Linked DNA regions of Homo sapiens: region 1 is linked to region 2. Evidence: chromatin loops called from intact Hi-C (ENCODE). Cell type or tissue: HCT116. All regions are shown on one strand.

The links. Hi-C counts contacts between places; a loop is a spot of excess contacts. Peaks named below come from ENCODE experiments on the same cell type or tissue, not always from the same donor. Only the 100,000 strongest peaks of a DNase experiment are listed, where the experiment ranks them.
Region 1: a loop joins it to region 2, with 3 times the contacts of the local background. A loop is called at or near these places in 2 of 110 quality-filtered maps.

Annotation. Positions count from the first base shown.
Region 1 is chr6:150,021,816-150,029,815 of GRCh38, reverse strand. It overlaps RAET1L (retinoic acid early transcript 1L), which reads left to right and starts at 4,284. Exons shown (of 5, transcript NM_130900.3): 1 at 4,284-4,429; 2 at 7,573-7,836. The coding sequence starts at 4,345. In HCT116, no CTCF peak of the experiment used is centred here; a DNase peak (open chromatin) is centred at 4,185; H3K4me3 peaks cover 1,709 bases; H3K27ac peaks cover 1,711 bases.
Region 2 is chr6:150,330,972-150,338,971 of GRCh38, reverse strand. No RefSeq gene overlaps it. Among named protein-coding and RNA genes, the nearest start is that of IYD, 34 kb to the left of the region's middle. RefSeq lists a silencer at 3,505-3,799. In HCT116, a CTCF peak has its summit at 3,651 (motif pointing right); DNase peaks (open chromatin) are centred at 2,521 and 3,651.

The sequences.
Region 1 (8,000 bases), 310 kb after region 2:
AAGTGGAGAGGTCGCGGATTGTCAAGGGAGTATCCTCTGGTCCTTTTGTTGCTTGGGCACAGAGAGGTGGGGCTCCTTTTGATTCACTTCTAAGAAGTCAGAGCAAATCACCCTTAGGTTCCCTACATCCAGACCCTATTCGCCTGCCTCACTGAAGCCTCCTTCAATGGATTTGGGGGTGAGGTGGGCCTATGGGGTGACGAAAGGTGACAAGGTTGGGTAGAGAGGGAGTAAAAGGATGTGACTTGGGTGGTGGCAGTGAACGGTGAGGGGAGGGGTGGGAAGTGTCTGCTGATCTCCTGGATGCAGGTAAGTGTCTGCAGCAAAGTGCAGGGGGAAGTTCAAGGGCAGGGAGCCCTGGGGGTGCTGGAGAGTTTGTGAGGTGGAGAGTGGATGAGAGCAGAGCAGGCCTGTGGCTGCTGAGGGCGGGGGTCTGGGGTTGACTCCCTGCGGAACCATCCACTTTCCCATACCCCTAGCCACACAAGGTCCCCCGCCTCCCGCACCAGACATGACCAGGGAAGAGTAACCTTGGTTTACAGATGCTCTCCGGCCCCAGCTGTATAGAATCTGCCAGAAAACATTTCATCCCTCCTCACCTCCCTCTTCCCCACCACTCCAGACTACAGCTTCCTGCTGCTGGCCAGGGCTCCCAGTTCCCAAGGGCAGGTGAGGCTGGAGAGGGGGCGCTTTGCCATCATCTCGCCCTCTCCAGCCCTCTCACTGCTCTCCTCCTGCCATTACTCCTTCGAGGACCAACACAGTGATGGTGGCCACTGCTGCTGGGAACCTGGAGCCAGGAGGAGGACAGCCCAGGAGGAAGCACAGTGGCAATGCTGAGTCTCGACCACGTCCCCCAGGCTTTTACAGGGCTAGGTTCGGCAGGTTCCCAACCACCAGCTGGAGCCAGTCCACGCCCCACCCACCTGCTCTTTCTCCAGATCCAGAGGAATCGCTCTGACCCTTTTTTTGTATCTGCCCCTCACCCCTTCTTTTCTCCTTCCCTTCCCTCCTGACCCTTCCTTTTCCCATTTCCATTCCTGATTTCAGGCTCGTTCCTTTAAACAAAGTTTAAAGGGCAAGGTTTTCCTGCCCCAACCACTCACAATTGTACCCTCTGGGTTCAATCAAAGGGGCTAAAGAGAGCAGCTTGCTGTCCTTCTTCAATAATGTTTTCTAGATTTTATCCTGCTGGGGCCCAGACCAGCTGCAAACCAAAGTTATTCTTCCTTGGAAAATCTTTGTGGCCGCCCAGGCAGGCATTCACATTTCCAAATTGTGCCAGCAGTGAGGTCTCCAACCACGATATCCTCACCTTCAGGCCTCTGGGGGTTACAACCTCCACTCCAGCTCCACTTCTGCACCTGGGGTTTTCCCCTGAGCCCCATTCACTCCCACAACTGTCTCATTCATTCAGTCATTTGCTCAGCCTCCAGCCACCCTTAAATCATGTTAGGCTTACCTGGTGATGGAGAGTAAAACCACCGTCCTCTCTGGGTCCAGTCTTTGCCTTCATTTACACCCATTCAAAGAGCCCCCAGGGCCATGAAGAGGCCATGGCATGATCGCAGGGCTCCAGCTGTCATCTGGTTGGGTCTGGCCTTTGCTGATGTTATGGAAGGCAGGGCTCACATGTGAAATAGGAAACCTTCCCTGAGTCCTTAGCATGTGCAAGGACAGGGTTCCTGGCATAAACTGCTCATTTCCTCTGTGTTCATAGTATTAATTTCCACATGTGGACATCCATGCCCAGAAAGGTGAAGAAACTTGCACAAGAATATTCAGCCACAATGCCAGCTGACTTCCATGTCTGAATGCATGCTCTCTAGATCACGGCCATTATAATCACCTTTCAGCCACGTCTATCCCCATCCTGGGCTGGCCTGAATCTGGTGGCCGAGAGTCTGCAGCAGGTGTGAGGCAGGAGGGCCCAGGTGTGCACAGAGTCCCCTCCTACTGTCACCTGGCTGTGCTGCCTGGGACTCTTCTGCCAGGCTTCTGCCTTCCTCCTGTTCCCCCAGTCCCCCGGTCACTGGCCCAGGTCACCCAGCCTCAGGGGTGGGGGCTGCCAGGGCCTTCCCAGTACCCTCCTTTCAAACGCTCCTGTTCCCAGCCCTATGCATGGGAGGCACTTCTCACACACAGATCCCTGGACCTGCCAAGCTCTGCCCCTCTCAGATCTGAGAACTGCCCACCCCCGTGTGTCTGTTGTCCTCCAGACCACCCTCCACATGGCCCCTCCTGGACAGAGGCTCTAGTGCATCAGGCCAGAAACTTCTAGGCTCCTGTGTCCCTGCACAGTCACAGAGGGGCTGCTATCCCATCCCCCTGTGCAGAAGCAGAGACAGTCCCTGGGCTTGGTCTAGGCCTCCTCCCCTTTCCCGCAGCCTCAGGGCTCTGGGGATTGCTGGTCACCAGGTGTGCATCCTCCCCACATGACAACTGTGTGGAGAAGAAGGTCTGTGTCTATTTTACTCATTTAATAGGGAGAAGGCTGAGTGGCTGGGGGCAGTGTGGGACTCAGGGGCTCTGCCCATTCCTTATCCCAACAGCCAGGGATCGCTGGGCCCCCCACCTCCCTCTGCCTTCTGCCCACAGGTCTAGATGCCTTCATGGTGACTAAGACAAGGGGGCACTTGGGGTTGCCCCTTTGATAATGAGTCCAGTGACCATCTAGGGGCTGAGCAGAGGTGTGGGTGCAGCCATGGATTCAGGTGTGGTTGGCCACGGATTGGTGTGCTGGAAAGTGAACCCCACACGTGTGTAGACTCCTCCCTCGGCTCCTGCTCTTCGTGGAAACACAATTGATTACATGATTGAGCAAGTTGTTCACTAGGTCTTTTTAGGAAGGGATGTAGTATATTCTCAAAGACCTCATGCTTCTAGCAGAGAGGCAAAGAAATGTGTGAGCAATTGTCACACAGGGAGATCTGGATGCACCCACTGTGAACCCAGGTCTCAGGGAGCAGGAGGGTGTTCTGTATTGTGGGAACATGCAGGACACACATGGGAGGGGGTATTTGTGCCCGGCTTTGAAGGATGGCTGGCTCTTTGCCCAGGGGGAAGAGGCCAGCAGAATGCGCTGACAGTTGGGAACCACTAGGAACTTTCAGTTGAACCTGCTCTGCTGAGCCCCCTGTGCCATCGGTGGACCTGGGCCAGGGCGGCTGCTGAACTGGGAGCTCAGAGGTAATCTCTCTGAGGAGCTTTCTAAATCAGCAAGCGTGTCACAGGTTGAGATTCTAGGGATGAGGTCCTCAATGCTGTCCTCGATTTTAATGAGCAGCCTTTTGGCCAGTCTGCACTGGGTGAAGCAGAAGCAAGACATAAATTGTTAAGATAATTTTTAAAGCTGCTTAATTTTGGTAAAAACATAGAACATAGAATTTACCATCTTCACCAATTGTTTACTATACAATATGTTGTTTTGAACCTCTGAAACCCTACCTGCTGTTTCTGTAATAAAACCTAGCCCAGGCCGGGCACGCTGACTCATGCCTGTAATCCCAGCACTTTGGGAGGCCGAGGTGGGTGGATCACCTGAGGAAAGGAGTTTGAGACCAGCCTGGCCAACAAGGTGAAACCCCATCTCTACCAAAACTACAAACAATTCGCCGGGCTTGGTGGTGGGCACCCGTAATCCCAGCTACTCCAGAAGCTGAGGCAAGAGAATCGCTTGAACCCAGGAGACAAGGCTGCGGCGAGCCGACATCGGGCCGTTGCACTCCAGCCTGTGCAATAAGAGAGAAACCCCATCTCCAAATACATAAATAGATAAAGAAATAAAAAATAAAACCCAGCCCGGACTGTAACCACGCCCACCGGGGACTGGGGAAGTAGTGGAGGGGACGCGAACAGGCCCATGGCTGTGCCCAGGGCGGGGTGAGCCAGGGACCCCGCGGCGCAAGCGGAAGGAGGGAGAGTGCCGCGGACCCAGGCGGGGACAAGGAGACGCCGAGGCCGCTGAATATTCCTCTGCACGTTTCTTCACCATTAATAAAAAATGCTATAATGATTAAATGAGTCTGTCGTGGAAGGAATCGTGTCCTGGCAGGAGTGGGGCCCGGGCACGAGGCCACCAAGCTGCCGGAGCGGGTGAAGAAGGGAAGGGACACTAGCATGGAAACTGGATTTCGTCCAGACAATGAAACGAAGAGGTGGAACGCGCCCAGTGACTACGCCCAGTAGCATTAAAATCTGGCTTTTCAGAATCGAGGTGACTCATTCCCCGGTACATTCCCCAGTAACTAACAGTATATAAGCCAGCCTTTCAGCACAGAGGTGATTTCATCTTCCAGGATCCACCTTGATTAAATCTCTTGTCCCCAGCCCTCCTGGTCCCCAATGGCAGCAGCCGCCATCCCAGCTTTGCTTCTGTGCCTCCCGCTTCTGTTCCTGCTGTTCGGCTGGTCCCGGGCTAGGCGAGACGGTGAGCTGGTGGATGGAGCCTAAGCGGGGCGGGGGCCAAACCTGAGGGACTGTGGACTGCAGCGGGTTTCAGAGGAGGGAAGGCTTCTGGAAGGACAAGGGAGATCTCCCCGAACTGCGCCCCCAGCTCAGTTCCCCTCCTGGGCTCCTTCCCGCCGGGTCCACTCCCCAAGGCTGTTCTTGCCCCAGTAGGGGCGAAAAAGAGCAGGGTGAAAACGAGGCTGGCAGGAGGGTGGAGGGGCCAGAGGGCTGCGAGGGCTAGGTGGGGCCCGGATTCCTAGTGCAGCCCGGCAGTCCCACCCGCCTTTCGGAAGGAGAAACCAGAGCCCCCCCGGGAACAGAGCTGGGGTCAGGACTGGGTGAAGGGGGGTACCACAGGGATACAATCACAGACGCCCCCACCAGCCACAAGCCTGCTCTGCTCTCACCTGCTCTCTACCACACAAACCCTCCAGCACCCCCAGGACTCCCTGCCTTTGTTTTCCCCGCACTTTTCCTGTAGACACTCACCTGCACCCAGGGGCTCAGCAGATACCCGCCACCCCTCCCCTCACCATCCACTGCCACCACCCAGGTCACATCCTCTTACTGCCCACCTCAGCCCAGCTGGTCACCCCTGAGGTCTCCCCATCCATGAAGGGTACCTCACCACCTCCTACACCACGTCGCACCTTCTGCCTCTTGCCTGAGGACACACCCCAACAAACACACCCCAAGCTCCCCTCAGAACCTGTGCAGGGGGGATGGGAAGCACCATTTCCTCCAGGATGACCCTGGGAACTCTGGTGAGTAGAGGCACCCACTTCTGCCCTTGGGGCCCAGACCGCCTGTTCTTCCTACGGGGGTGTCAGCGTCATAGAGAATAGTCACTGTGTAGACAGGGGTCAGCAAACCCTTTCTAGAAAGGGAGGAAGGATGCCCTGTGATCTTTGCAGGCCATGGGTTCTCCGTCTCTGTGTCCAGTCCTGTCCCTTTGTAGAGCAACAGCAGGCAATGGCAACCTTCAAAGAGGGGGGACCAGATTTGGACCCTGTCCTAGGTTGCTGATCCCAGATCAGGGGATTACAGTGTCCCAGTGCCCCATCCCCTAGGGTGTCATCTCCAAGTGATGTCTCTGATGTCAGTTGGAAAGTAGAAGGTGGCCCTACCTTGCCTGTGGCTTCTGGGTGGTGTGGATGTGATGGGAGTGGGGGTCCCATAGTTGGGGGCTTATTCTCCCCTCCTTTGTGCTGAGTGGCATCCATGGGGACCATCAGGTACCCTCCCTGAAGCCTCAGGTGTGAGCTGAGGGTGAGTGGGTGCAGCCACGTGGTGTCCTGGGGATCAGGTCCAACTGCTTGTGCAACTTCTTGGTTCCCGGTGGCCCTGCTCCTGCCCATCCCAGAAGAACCACCTGCATCTTCTCACTGCTGGGCCTATCTTCCTAATGACCTAGAGGGCGAGGAGCCCACCAGTAATGGGCAGCTCTGAGGCCTTCAGGAATAGGCATCCCTAAGCTTCATTCCATTCTGGTGCCTTGTCATGGGGCCTTCTTTATATGCATGGCAAAAGGCCCCATCTCTGCCAAGGTGCAGTACTCTACAGGAGCCACTGCTTAATGTTGCGATTTCCTTGCTGTGAGTGGCATTGCCTTGTCTCTGAATATTCACATGGAATCTCTGTTGTGATTCTCCAATTAGACATTGTGACCACATGTACCTCTAGGATCTTAGGGGGTCTTGGGTCATTGGGCACTTAAGGTAGGTCCAGCCTCGCTCATCATTCATGGATTGTCTATGGCTGCTTTTGAGCTTCAACAGCAGAGTTGAGTAGTTACAATGGAGAATATATTCCCTGAACACCTTTACATGTTTACAAAATTGCCCTTCACAGCAAACTCTATTGGCCATAAATATCTCTGGAGAAGGCCACAAGGACTCACTGTCCTGGCTGCAGGGTTAAAGGGTCCTTCCTCACTAGAAACTGGTGTCTTCTTATAGTCATGGGTTCAGGGTCTGAGAAGTGGCTTCATTCTGCAAATTAGGCAAAGCAGCCTCGTTCTTGATGGACTGGCTACTTTCAGCCTCCTGATTTGGTTTATCTCTGTTTCTTGTAATTATTTAAATCCAGCAGTATCCGGGGTGGGTTTCCATCTCTTTTGGACTTTGGACCCCTTTGTTCTATGAGCCATGGGCATAACTTTGTATAACTGAGGTCCCCAGCTGGCATTGTGACTTCTCTAATCATTTCCATCATTGCACCCTCCTTGCTCCTGACAGTTGACAGCCTCCACCTGGAATTTGGAATTTCAGAATTGTTCATCCCATTACTCTGGGAGCAGATTTCAGGAACAGCATCTCCTACCCCCAACCCTGGCCTTCAGCAATAGGCATCCCTAAGCTTCATTCCATTCTGGTGCCTTCTCATGGGGCCTTCTTTATATGCTGGGTAAACAGGAGTCCTCCAGGTTTCCCATAAGCACAGTGGATGGACATTGTTCTGGATTTTCACACTTAGACCCCTCTGGCATGGGCACTTCTCTGAGCCTGTGATCTCTCCCTCCACTACCTGCCTTAGACTTTCAGATTTTCCATTTCTTGCTGTGTGGACCATCTCTTTGTCCAAGGTTTCAGGAAGGCCTCCTCATAGCAGATGCATGCCATCACCAGGGGCTTTGCCAACATGTTACATCCTGTGACCATGATAATTAACTCTTCTTTATCCAACGGGGTTCCATCCTCACTCTGTTCAACCAGCACCAGCATCCACAGGGGTGGACCCACACCCTCTCCCACCTCCCGCAGTCCACGTGGGCTACTGCTGAAGATCCTCTGCCATCCAGGCCCTTCCTCCTCTCTTGCTAGAGAGGCCTGGCACCTTTCTAGCAAGGTCATGTGTTGACTGATGTGGGCAGAGGGGCAGTGGGACATGTCTGGGGACATGTGGTTTCTCAGCAGACAGAGACTTCCTCCTCCTCCTCCTCCTTGTCCTCATGCAAGGGGCGAGCACTCGCCTTAAACTTGTAGACACCACAGTTCTGGAGGGGGCACTCCTTCCTGGGCCAGCCCAGCCTGCCAGAGGCATCCTCTTATTGACACAGCGTGGAGGGGGGCTAACTAGGGGTCTTTTCCTCCCCACCCACCCCTCACCTGCCTTTCTCCACAGACCCTCACTCTCTTTGCTATGACATCACCGTCATCCCTAAGTTCAGACCTGGACCACGGTGGTGTGCGGTTCAAGGCCAGGTGGATGAAAAGACTTTTCTTCACTATGACTGTGGCAACAAGACAGTCACACCCGTCAGTCCCCTGGGGAAGAAACTAAATGTCACAATGGCCTGGAAAGCACAGAACCCAGTACTGAGAGAGGTGGTGGACATACTTACAGAGCAACTGCTTGACATTCAGCTGGAGAATTACACACCCAAGGGTAAGTTTCAGATGGCCCAGGACAGCAGGGAGCAGATACAGTGGTAGGTTAGAGGCATTTATAGTTTTCATGTAAAAATACAAAAGGGTCCTGGGCACGGTGGCTCACGCCTGTAGTCCCAGCACTTTGTGAGGTAGAGGTGGGCCGATCACAAGGTCAGGAAT
Region 2 (8,000 bases):
GTTTCACTATGTTGGCCAGACTGGTCTTGAACTCTTGACCTCAAGTGATCTGCCCACCTCGGCCTCCCATGCTGAGATTACAGGCATGAGCCACCAAATGCGGCCTATTCTTATTTAAGTTTCATCCCACGTGCTCTACTGAAAGAATCAGAAATAGCTTACTGATCTATGTAAGTACAAAGACACAATAATATATTACACAAGGCAGGTGGCACAGATTTTTCCTGAAGTCATATGTACTTGCAGTCCCCCGACTAAGGCGAGTTGGAGCCCCTTGGTAAAAGCACTAGATTCTAAGTTTTCTCGTCTGCTAAAGCAAATTGAAAACCCCACAAAAAATAAACAAATTCATCTCTATCTAGTGTTAGGATTTTCAACATTGCTCACATTTTTGAAAATAAGTAAGTGGTACGTGTGTCACAAAACTCAAAAGGACAAAGAGCCAAAGTTTATCTCCCTTGTCACGTATTCCCTCACCAAAGACAACCACAGCCAGTGATTTTTGCCTATCTTTCCAGAGGTAGTCTATGCTTATAGAAGTGCAGAAATAAAAGGTCTCTCTTCCCCCACCTCCTTTCCTCTCTGTTATCTCGGTATGGTTGCATTTGCAAGAATCACATCCCAGTTAATCTGTAAATTTCACGCACCCGATTCTGCCTTCCCTGGGACTGGATCTACAGTCTAGGGGTCTCCCATGATGTGTATGGGGAGGGGTCCAGACAGAGGCCCAGATTGTCACGGGTCCTCCTGGGTCACTGCTGAAACATCCCTCATCCTGCCCCAATGGGACCACATGGTCTGCCAGGCTCAGTGGCTCTTTCTGATGCCCCTTAGCCATGTTGTGAGGCTGCCCAAGGCCCCAGCTGCCTGACCTTCCCGTGGGCCTTCCCCACTCCCACCTAAGCCCCCTGACCACCCTGGGTTCTCTAGGAAGAGTGGAGAGCAGGAACCCTCTCAGTGGGATCCTCTGCACCCACATCCACCCCTTTCCTCACCTTCCTCTTCCTTCCTCAGCCCCCAGGGAACTCTTTCAAGTTTAATGGAAGGAGACCTTCTAAACATTTTTCCTGAATTGGGAGTCCCTTGCATTCCCCTAACACATTTTATTTTATTTTATTTTATTTTATTTTTATTTTTATTTTTGAGACAGGGTCTCGCTCTCTCACCCAGGCTGGAGTGCAGTGGTGTGATCTCGGCTCACTGCAACCTCCAGCTCCTGGGCTCAAGTGATCCTCCCACCTGAGCCTCCGTAGTAGCCGGAACTACAAGCATGAGCCACAATGCCTGGCTTATTTTTGTATTTTTTGGCGGACAGGGTTTCACCATTTTGGCCAGGCTGGTCTCAAACTCCTGGACTCAAAGGCATCTGCCCACCTCGGCCTCCCAAAGTGCTGGGATTACAGGCGTGAGCCACTACACTAGGCACCCACTAACACTTTTTTTTATGAAAACCAAAGCCAGAGGAGCCTTGCAGTTCTTTTCTGCCTTGTCACATTCCTCTAAGCAGGAGATCTACTTACTTTCTGAGAGGAGCAGGGGAACAGAGCATGTTACCGATTCACTCCCGACACGGCCCTCAGAGCCCTGCATCTTCCAGGTCCTACCAGCTCACAGCCTGCGCCGCAGCCACACTGCTCTTTCACAGGCCCTTGTACTCACCGGGCTCCTCGTGCCACAGGGCCTTTCCTCATGCTGTTCCCACTACCTGCAGGACTCTTCTCCTCTTGTCTAGGAATTAACCCCTTTCAACCCAAGTGTCACTTTCTCAGGAGCCTTTCTGTGCCTATTTGTTCCTTTTAAAAATATTATACGGCACAGCTACCTCTCCTAGTAGCCATGGTCCCAGCTGACACTATTCATGTTCTTGCCTCCATCTAGGCTGAAGCTCCATAAACACAGACTCTCTGGCTTTGGTATCATTCTTGCCTAGGTGAGTACCTGCACTCAAATGAATGCTGAGCTGAATGAATGAATAGATTTAGGCACTCGATAAATAAATGCTGAATGAATGAATGAATGAATGAGTGAACGAATGTGCTCCACTGCCTCCTTTTTCCTTACCTCTCTGTTCTTCTCTCTGTGAGCCCATCTGATTTAGATTTTATATCTATTATCTATGAATGAAATATATGTTTTCTCCTGGGCATTAAAATAATCTTCCACATTACATCTCTTTAAACCTGCCATCTTAGCCACTCAGGGAAGTAGCTATTCAGGGACTTCTTGCTAAATTTTTGACTTGTTATTTGGTTCATTTGTGGTTATTGTAATTAGTCCCTTTCAAATCATTTTCATCTTTTCTTTTTACTAAACCTTTGTTTTAAATATGAACCAGGCATTTCCGCCAGATATTTTGAATACTTTTTGACCTCACATTAGCCTGCAGTCTTATGGTCATGGGAATGAGAGATCTGAATTGCACGCAGTTTGCAGCTAAAGGAAACCACCTTTTGAGTTGAGTCTGGCAGATCTCGCAGTTAAACACAATGAACAGCCTGCTTTGTTTAATGACTGGCAGGCTTGTGAGTCACACTAGAGTAATTAACTGGCTCACTCACCCAGCTGATGAGCACCTTGTCAATGTGGTATCCACTTGCCAGAAATTTCTTTAGTTCTCCAACCAGACGATCCATAAATGTCAACACTCTTCAGAAACCAAAATTATATCACTGAACTGGGGTTGAGGAGACCTTTGGCGAACTTCTAGAAGTCCTGTTAGGCAGGATGTTTAGAGATGGTGGCTCCACAATTTCTATAGGAGAGAGTTAGGAGCAGCAATTGGTTGGAAGACAGGACTTAAAGTTGCTTTGGAGTGGAAAATGTCAAAATGTAATCTCATATAATGGGAAAACCAATTGATGAAGATCATGGCTGAAGACTGAAGGTTCCCATTCCCGATCTCTTGACACCAACAAGTATTTGAGTTCTTGTTATCACTATTTACACCTAATAACAAACTGCTAATTTTTCCTATTTTATTTTTCCTTCTGGAATAATAGTAACTTTTAATAATGGTGTTGCTACTTTAAGCCTTTGGAATTAATCTGCTTAACTCACTTTGCACCATGCCTAGTAGGAAAAAAAGGCTACTTAATAAATACGTCTTGATCATAAAACTATACAGCACTTGATAGATGGGATAGCCATATATAATGCCTTCATATATTTGGAACAAAATATCTTACTTTTGTGCTATTTAAGATTTAGTGCTTTCAAAAATAGTTGGTTTTGCTTTTGTTGTTGTTGTTGTTTTACTGTTTGTATTTTATTAATTTTTCTCTTTCTTCCCCTCTCCTCTCCTCACCTTTCTTCTCTCTCTTCCTCTCTTTCTTTCTCTCTCTGTCTCTCTGGTTGTCTTGGTCTAACAAAACATGGCTGGAAAAAACACTTAAAAGATCCTTTCCTCTTTAGAAATCAACTCATGAAAACCACCTAAGCGAAAAGGTAATATTTTTCAGTTTCAAAAAACAGCCAGACAAAATGTACTGAGAAGTTTCCAGGGCTCCAAAGTACAAAAGATGTCCCATTCAACAGTTAGGCTGTCATTCTCTGAGACGTTTGGTAACATTTCAAGATACATTTAGATCTGCAAATTCATTTTCCAAGAGGATTCACCCAAGAACTGACCTTGCAACTCAGATAAATGGCCACAAGGTGGGGTGAGAGGTACAAACAGGACCAATTGAAGCTGCTGCAAAGTTTCCATGAAATGTTGAATTAATACATTTTATTTTTCCATGACACAATTACCTATTAGACAATAGATCCTACATGGTCCTATTAGATTCTATCTAAACAACCACACTGTATTCTGAAGATTTGCATAAAGGAAGATTAACATGAACCGTAGAAGTATGGCTATTTGTGCACCTACCTTCCCTGACAGATAGGAAACCCCTGAGGCAGGACTATCTCTTCTCATCCTTGTGTTCCTATGGATTGATGGCAGTATAGGAATGGAACCTACCTGCCCTAAAAGGTGTTTGGCAAATGCTCGTGGAATTGAGGTCTTGGTCACCAAGAGGAACCACAGTGTAGCCATCAAATCCTGACATGATCACACCTTTCCCCTCTAATTTCTCTCCTGGGTTTTTCTCTTTGGGGCTGTGTCTTTCCCGACCGACTAGTCAGGTGCTCCCCCAGGCCTTGGCTGTGGGATCCCTGGCTACCGTGAAGAGTGAAAACAATATGAACGTGGCAGTCAGAAGACCTGGAGTAGAGGCCTGCCTGGCAGGACTTTGGTTAAGTGGGTGCAGCTCAAGGACAGAGACTGTGCTGTGCCCCTTTGGCTTTCAATGTGAAAATCCCCCTACAACCAGACACACAGAAAAAAAATCACCATAATAAATACAAGAAGGCCATAGACTGAGACTGGCTGCGTTACTATGACTGGTAAAGTGAGGGCATTGATTAAGACAGAATAGAATCCTGTCCGTTGGATCAGAGATGTGTGGGAAGACCCTGATGAAGCTGGGGACACTGAGACCCTAAATTCTGATGAGTCTTTTCTGCCAGTGAAAGAGACCTCGCAACCATCAGCAAAAGTGGCCTTTGCAAGCCCCAGCAGAAGCGCTGTCCCCAACCCGGGAGATGTGGCCTTCCTACCCAGCAGTGATACCAGCCTTTCTACATCCCTACGAGGGGTTTCACCTTGCATGGCCAGAGGAAATGTGAATGGCCTCCCCTGAGGCAGTTGCCATGCAAGGCAATGCTGATTCTCCTCAGAACCCGCCCCCCTCACCCCTGTTTGCTTCTAGACCTATGACCAGACTCAAGTTCCAGCAGGTTCCTAAAGGTGAGGGTCGACGTGTGGCTTGTGAGGAGCGCACTACACTGCAAAAAACTACTTTATGTTTCCAATTTATACAGACAGAAACCCAGGGAGAGTGTGCAGGGAGGGATATCAAGGGTATGGGATAATGGTAGAAGGAACATCAAGTTGGATCCGGCCAACTGTATTGGTGTGGGCCCACCAAACAGAGATTCTGCGTGCAGTGTTGCACACAGGGAGAGGGAAAGGGCTCTAACAGTTTGCTGGGTTGATTGACTGAAATGTGGGTCAAAAAATGGCCCGCCATGAGCAAACTGAAAATGTCCCATCTCCCTTGATTTAAGGTAGGGGATGGGATTCCAGGGTTTAGGAAGATTGGAATGTCAGAGTGGATTTGCCATTAAAGACCTGCTCACCTCCACTGGGAGGAGCCAGAAGACATACCTGTGGCAAATGCTTTAAAAAATAAACCGGTGATGACAGTCCTTGGAGTGTCCCTGAAGAGTGCTGGGACTGGTCTTCTCTGTAGATCAGAACTTACAGTGGGACCCCAGTCACACAATTTGAAGATCTCAAGGCAATGAGAGTAATTGGATCTCAGGATGGCAGAAGCCAAATGGCAACACTCAATCACCAAAGGCAAGGTGGGCGTGGCCACCGCAACAGGCAGTGCAGGCAAAGCCAGTAATCAGAGTAGCCTGACTCATGCACCCTATCAATTCGCACACACTATCAACTCGCACGCATTATCAACTCGTGCACACTATCAACTCGCGCACAATATCAAATTGTGCACACTATCAACTTGCACACTATCAACTCAATCAACTCGCGCACTAGCAACTCATGCACACACTATCAACTTGCACACTGTTAACTCGTGCACACACTATCAACCTGCAACTATCAACTCGTGCACACTATCAACTTGCACACAATACCAACTCGTGCACACTATCAACTTGCATACTATCAACTCAATCAACTCGTGCACTAGCAACTCATGCACACACTATCAACTCACATGCTATCAACTGACACACTATCAACTCACACACTGTCAACTCGTGCACACACTATCACGTGCACACTATCAACTCGTGCACACTATCAACTCACCCACTATCACCTGGCACAAACTATCAACTCATACACACTATCAACTCACGCACTATCAACTCGCGCACACTATCAACTCACACACACTATCAACTTGTACACACGATCAACTCTTACACACTATTGACTCACACACACTATCAACTCGTGCACACAATTGACTAGTGCATGCTATCAACTGGCACACTATCGACTCACACACACTATCAACTGTTACACATTCACCTCATGCACACTATCGACTCATGCACACTATCAACTGGCACACACTATCAACTCCCGCACACTATCTACTGGCGCACGCTATCAACTCGTGCACGCTATCAACTTGCACACTGTCAACTGGCACACTATTGACTCACGCACACTATTGACTCGTGCACACTAGCACACTATTGGCACTGGCTAGTTGTGGTGCTCCTAGAATTAAAATAGATAGGATGCCTACTAAATTCTGACTTGATTTGTATAGGCAGAAAAGTTTCAGGTCAAGTGAACAAAAGTCTAACTTTAATTATAAAGAGAATCATAGCCTCTCAGTCAATTCCCAGATTTCAGCCAGTTTCTGTAAACCCAGAACCTCTTGAATGAAAGGAAGGCAGGGTCCCCTCAAGGAAGGACCCTGGTATACACCCAAAATGTCACTGTGGTTTCCCCACTCAGAGTATGGGCTTACGGAAGTCAGGGCATCAGTGGAGTCTTAGATTAGGTCCATCTCATAGTGGGGCCAGTGGTTCTTTGAACTTACCCTGTGTTTATTTCCCCATTTCTAGATACATCACTGGACCAGGCAGCAGCTGGCAGAATCACCACATTGGTTCCCTGACCTGTGGAATGAGGGCTTTTTTTTTTTTTGAGATGCCCAGGCTGGAGTGCAGTAGCGTGATTTCGGCTCACTGCAACCTCCACCTCAAGAGTTCAAGTGATTCTCCTGCCTCAGCCTCCCAAATAGCTGGGATTACAGGCACCCCCCACCATGTCCAGCTAAGTTTTTTATTTTTAGTAGAGATGGGGTTTCACCATGTTGGCCAGGCTGATCTTAAACCTTGAACTCCTGACCTCAGGTGATCCACCTGCCTCAGCCTCCCAAAATGTTGGGATTACAGGCATGAGCCACTGAGCCTGGCCAGAATGAGGGCTTTTATGGTAATAAAGGCAAATGGAAGCCGTTAGAACTGTCCTTACCTAGGAAAATGGTAAACCAAAAGCAATACTACAGTCCTGGAGGAAAAGCAGAGATTATTGCCACCATCAATGACTTGAAAGATGCAAAGGTAGTGATTCCCACCATGTCCCCATTTAACTGCTCTAATTGGCCCGTGTAGAAGACAGATGGAGCTTCTAGAATAACAGTAGGATAACATAAGAACCAATGGTGGCTTCAATTGCAGCTGCTGTACCAGATGTGGTTTTATGGCTTGAGCAAATTAACATATCCCTGGTACATGGTATGCAGCTACTGATTTGGCAAATGCCCTTTCTTCCATCCCTGTCCATAAGGCCCACCAGTATCAGTTTGCTTTCAGCTGGCAAGGCCAGCAATGCACCTTTACTCTCCTACTTCAGGACATATCAACTCTCCAGCCCTATTTTATCATTTAGTTCACAGGAATCCTGATTACCTTTCCCTTCAACAGGATATCACACTGGTCCATTACATGATGACATTATGCTGATTGAACCTAGTGAGTGAGAAGTAGCAACTACTCTAGACTTACTGGTAAGACATTTGCATGTCAGAGCGTAGGAAATAAATCTGACTAAAATCCGGGGGCCTTCTTTCTTAATGAAATTGCTAGGGGTGCAGTGGTGTGGGACATATCCCCTCTAAGGTGAAAGATAAGTTGTTGTATCTGGCCCCTCCTACAACCAAGAAAAAGGCACAATGCCTGGTAGGCAAATTTGGATTTGAGAGCCAACATATTCCACATTTGGGTGTGTTACTCCAACCCATTAACAAGTGACCCTAAAGGCTGCTGGTTTTGAGTGGGGTCCAGAACAGGAGAAGGCCCTGCAACAGGTCCAGGCTGCCATGCAACCTGCTCTGCCACTTGTGCCATATGATCCAGCAGATAAAATGATGCTTGAGGTGTCGATGGCACACAGGGAT